Regions from separate parts of the Homo sapiens genome. Here region 2 is linked to region 1. Evidence: read pairs that join two places in POLR2A ChIA-PET (ENCODE). Cell type or tissue: PC-3. All regions are shown on one strand. Each heading gives the region's core, and the rest is flanking DNA. Links, peaks and the distances in the headings are about the cores only.

Evidence for each region. Peaks named below come from ENCODE experiments on the same cell type or tissue, not always from the same donor. Only the 100,000 strongest peaks of a DNase experiment are listed, where the experiment ranks them.
Region 2: POLR2A ChIA-PET joins it to region 1 with 10 read pairs; 10 of 35 experiments call an interaction of 5 or more read pairs at or near these places.

Annotation. Positions count from the first base shown.
Region 1 is chrX:45,721,590-45,724,402 of GRCh38, forward strand. No RefSeq gene overlaps it. Among named protein-coding and RNA genes, the nearest start is that of MIR221, 23 kb to the right of the region's middle. In PC-3, for the core only: no CTCF peak of the experiment used is centred there; no DNase peak of the experiment used is centred there.
Region 2 is chrX:45,774,486-45,777,298 of GRCh38, forward strand. No RefSeq gene overlaps it. Among named protein-coding and RNA genes, the nearest start is that of MIR222HG, 5.6 kb to the left of the region's middle. In PC-3, for the core only: no CTCF peak of the experiment used is centred there; DNase peaks (open chromatin) are centred at 636 and 1,236; H3K4me3 peaks cover 2,180 bases; H3K27ac peaks cover 2,500 bases.

The DNA of each region.
Region 1 (2,813 bases), core at 272-2,771:
AAAAGAAACTTATAAAATATGTTTAAGACTTCAATTTTTTTAGTTTCTTCCCAGCTATGAGTTTGTTTGGAAAATAGGACCTTAAAGAGACAAACCAACACAACTGAGTCGTTGTAATATTGGAAAGGAGCACGAAGACTCCAAACATATCTTTTTTTTTTTTTTTTTTTTGAGACGGAGTCTCGCTTTGTTGCCCAAGCTGGAGTGCAGTGGCGTGATCTCGGCTCACTGCAAGCTCTGCCTCCTGGGTTCACGCCATTCTCCTGCCTCAGCCTCCCGAGTAGCTGGGACTACAGGCGCCCGCCACCACGCCCGGCTAATTTTTTGTATTTTTAGTAGAGACGGGGTTTCACCGTGTTCTCGATCTCCTGACCTCGTGATCCACCCGCCTGACTCTAAACATATCTTAAGCATGTGCAATGCAGACCAGAGAGAAAATTGCTTGTCAAATGACTATAGAGGGAATTTTTAAAGCCATAAATCTTCCAGCGAATGGCATCAGGATTTAATTTTTTTTTATTCCATTTTTGGCCGGGTGCAGTGGCTCACACCTGTAATCTCAGCACTTTGAGAGGCCCAGGCGGGTGGATCACCTGAGGTCAGGAGTTCAAGACCAGCCTGGCCAACATAGTGAAACCCCTTCTCTACTAAAAATTTAAAAATTAGCCGGGCATGGTGGTGGGTACCTGTAATCCCAGCTGCTCGGGAGGTTGAGGCAGGAGGATCGCTTGAACGCTGGAGGTGGAGGCTGCCGTGAGCTGAGATCACGCCACTGCATTCCAGCCTGGGCGACAGAGTGAGACTCCATCTCAAAAGAGAAAAAAAATCCATTTTTGCCTTTTCATTCAGGTCTTTTCTTAATATGATATACAACTTTGGAAACGCACACCATCAACTGGGATATATATGTTACAGGTTAAACATTTTCTTCAATTCTATGTTTAGTCTTGGAACTAATTAAAATGTGAATAGTGATTAATCATAGGCCATGTGTGGATCAGGCACTGAAAAGGCGGGTAAGAATATTTCTACAAGAGATGAAGTATAAGCCCAAACGGTAACTTTGGCCAAGAGCCATGTGAGCCACATAACAGGCATTAAGAAGTTACAAAAACTCCTCTTATAGAGCAGCAGAAAAATGTAGTTTGTGCAGTGTTTTAAAAAATGTCATCTTGAAATTTGAGTCTGGGCTTGTTCTCTTTAAAAATTTGAAAAACATGGATTTGAGAGGGTTTTCTTACATTTCTGATTCAGTCTCTTAAAACATATAATACTAGTTGTTAAAAAAAAAAGAATTATATTAACTTGGCCTGGCGTGGTGACTCATACCTGTAATCCCAGCACTTTGGGAGGCCAAGGTGGGTGGATCACTTGAGGCCAGGAGTTCGAGACCAGCCTGGCAAACAAGGTGAAACCTCATCTCTACTAAATATATATATATAAATTAGCAGGACTTTGTGGCGGGTGCCTGTAATCCCAGCTCCTCGGGAGGCTGAGGCAGGAGAATTGCTTGAACCCGGGAGGCGGAGGTTGCAGTGAGCTGAGATCGCACCACTGTACTCTAGCCTGGGTGACAGAGTGAGAGTCTGTCTCAAAAACAGAAAAAATAAGAATTATATTAACTTAGTAACAGCCATCCTGTAGAAAAGAACAACATGGGAATGAACTTTGCTTATTCCTTAATGTGAGAGCACAGACTTAGACTGAACTCCTTGAATCTGAGCTGAGCGTTCAAATGAGAAAAATCCAATTTGCAAAAAGTATGGTCACAGAGCTGTGCAACCATCACCATAATCATTTTTAGAACATTTTCATTATCTAATAAAGAAGCTCCATAACTATTAGTAGTCATTCCCCATTTCTCTTCACTCCGTTCTATCCTCTCCCCTCCAACCCCTAACCCCAGGCAGTCACTTGTCTAGTTTCCATTTCTATATATTTGTCCATTCTGTACAATTTTTTTACTCCTCCTGTCTGTGATTGTATATCCTTTGACCAACAATTCCCCCTACCCAGCAATCACCGAAGCCCCTGGTAACCACCATTCTACTCTCCTCTTCTGTGAGATCAGCTTTATTAGATGCCACATATGAGTGAGATCATGCAGTATTTATCTTCCTGTGCTTGGCTTATTTTACTTACATTATGTCTTCCAGTTTCATTCATGTTGTCACAAAAGGCATGTGTGCATGTGTGTGTGTGTATATATGTATATATAGACACATATATGTAGATATGTATATACATGTATGTGTATATGTATATACACATACATGTAGATATGTATATACACAGATATGTGTATATGTATATACACAGATATGTGTATATGCATATATGTGTACATATGTACATATACATATTTCACTCTTTTAATCCACTTATCTGTTGATGGGCACTTAGGGTGATTCCACGTCTTGGCTATTGTGAATGGTGGTAAACATGGGAGTGGAGATGTCTTTTTGACATACTGATATTATTTACTTAAGATATATACCCAGTGGTGGGATTGCTGGATCATATGGTAGTTCTCTTTTTAGTTTTTTGAGGAGCCTCAATGCTGTTTCTCATCAAGGCTGTACTAATTTACATTCACACCAACAGTGTGTAAGAGTTACTTTTTCTCCACATCCACACCAACACTTTTTGATAATAGTCTTTTTGATAATAGTCATTCTAACAGGTATGAAGCGATATCTCATTGTGGTTTTGATTTGCGTTTCACTAATGATTAGCAATGTTGAGCATTTTTTATATACCTGTTGGCCCCTTGTATATCTTCTTTACAGAGTCTCTATTCAGGTATTTTGCCA
Region 2 (2,813 bases), core at 33-2,532, 53 kb after region 1:
CTGTAGTCTCAGTTACTTGGGAAGCTGAGATGGGAAGATCAGTTGGGCCCAGGAGTTCAAAGCTGCAGTGAGCCGTGGTCTGTGCCACTGAACTCCAGCCTGGGCAACAGAACAAGACACTGTCAAAAACAAACAAAACAAAACAAAACAAAAAAACAAACAACAACAAAAAAACCTCAAGCTGCCAAGTCACACGTTCATTTGAAGGCAAACAAAATGTCTTTATCACCTATGTTTTGCAATGATCAAAAATCTTTGGATTGCTTCTATATTCACTTTTTGATTATAGCAAAGTATCCTACTTTGAAAACAAGATTCTTTCTGTATACATTTTATGTAAGATCCACAATATCAGAGGTTTTTCACAGAAACCTGCCTCCATGGCTATGTGTATGCCTCTACAGACGTGCACACAAGCTATACTAGTCTTATATAAGAATCTGAACATTTCTTTATGAGGGCTGGCCTCTGTTTCAAGCTTCTCATGTTATGTAAGTAGCCGCTTTGCCTGTCTTCCTGCAATGATTTCAGCTCTAAGCAGTATACTTCGCTCAGAAAAGTTTTTATTAGTTGTCTTCTTTCCCCACCCATTTTAAAGAACAAACTGACTCAGTTTTTTGATGGCAACACCACTGGGTGGGAGTGAACATGGGAGTGGGCAGGGTGGGAGAAAGGGAGGATGAGGAGGCGGAGGAGGTGGTGGGAGCCAAGAGCTGAATCACAGCCATGTGAGTAATCTTAGGCTTTTTTTTTTCTTCCTAAGGGTATGAATCAAATTAAGCTTATTTTGCTGTGGGTGAAGGAAGAGGAATATAATAGCGTGAATCAGAGCAATTATCAAATATGCGGCACTCACTAAAAATTAATTACAATCACTACTTTTTTTCACATGTCTGCCTGAAAATGCCAGAGAGCTTCTGTTATTAATCAATATAATCCTTGACAAAAATTCTTCAGACTTTGAACTCAATTATCACCCTCTTCCCTTTAAAAATTTCCTTTTACACATGAATTTCAGAAACAGGAATTCTTTCGGAGCTTCTGTGAGATAATCTTTGGCCCTTGGAGGTAAGTGTGAAAACAGCATGGATAATACTGGGTAGAGACCAGGTTATACACTATCTGGCCATGAGCACTGGAAGCAAAATACTGAATGTATAAAAACAATTGCTCAGAGAATGAGTTCAACCTCTCAAGAGCATTCCAATGGGAATGCTGCATGCAACAACACGCCCTCAGGGAAAAGTGGGCATTCCTTTCCTAATAGTTGGCAGTGAGAATAAAGTTGTCATACAGAACTTTTGAATTGCCTTAGGGTGAAATAAGCAGATCTTCACTAAGAGTAATATTAAGAAAAAGATGGATCAAAACATATAAAATCTGTTTTTCTGAATTTACATAGTTATTACCAGGTGTAAAATGGCTAAGGCGGAAGGCTTGGACAACTAAAATACTATTTTAACGGAGTCTATGCATTAGGAAGTCAAGAGGGCATATTTGAACTCTACTGAGATTCTGTTACATGTTTTACTACACAAATGAGCTAAAATACATTGTCTGCTTAGTTACCTACCCATGATTTTTTCCTTTATTAAACATAGGTATGGATATTCTTTAGATAAGCAAATGTTCTCTGTGAATTAGTACCCTTACAGAATATTCTACACCCAGGAGCTCAGAGAATAGAGTCTTTATCACATTGTCGGGTTTTCCAAAGTTCATTTCTATTTATATAACACTGTTTTTTGTGCTAGCATCTTTACTGGGGTCTCCAAATAAATTCAAGACCACTCTGAATAAGCCAAGGCTTTTACTTCTCTATTTCTATGTGTTCCTCAATTTGGAAATTTTAATCTGTAAGGATGAGCTCTTTAGGGATGATAATTTGTATGCCCAAGTTTGCATATCCCTAAGTCTGCCTATAGAACATTAACAATTTTGGAGACCTTAGTCAAAATATATTTACATAATCTACAAAGATATATCAATATTGGGTTCATATAAAATGGGCCAGATCTCTTTCTAGAACAGGTGACTTGGCTACCTCTACCCCCAACCCTCAGGTTCTCTACCATCCCACCTAAGCCAAGTTAATTGTATTGCAGTATTTGTCCTTCTACCCTTCAACTCAGTGCTCTCTCAACTAACTTCCTATGTAGTAGAAATAATACTCCCAAACCCAATTTTGTCACATCCTGACCAGCATCTATCGCAAGGGGCTGGCAGTTTCCAGAAATTTCCAGTTCATATTTTAGTTCTCTCTCGCTCTTTTTTTAAAAAATATTTCAAATAGCAATTGCAGGGGAAAATTCTCAGAGTTCCAGCCCTCTGAAGAAAAGAGTCCTCGGGCACTCTGTATGGGTTTTATCGGCTCCCAAAATGCCAGATGTTTGAGGCTGAAGGTCAGGGGCAGGGGGCAGGGGTTGCCATTCTGATATTTTATCTGGGGAGAATCAGAATTTTCAAAGGCATCATTGATGCTGAATATACATGAATTTAAGACTGTTTGGTCTCAGCATAGTCACTAACTATGCTGACATGACGTGGTTCTCATCTAGCGATAACAGAAAAGAATAAAAAACAGCAGCAAAGACAACTTGAAGGCCAGGCATTTGGGCAAGGACAATGATGGAAATGAGGTAGAGGTGAAGGACAATGGTGGAGATAGAGGTGGAGGTGGAGGTGGAGGTGGTGGTCTTGGCTGAGAGGTGATGTAGTGAAAGAGTCAGCAGAAGCAGAAAACAAAAGGTGAGTATTTGGACCGAGGAGATAGGGGTATCAGGGCCCCTCACAATGCAGACCATACCCTAGAA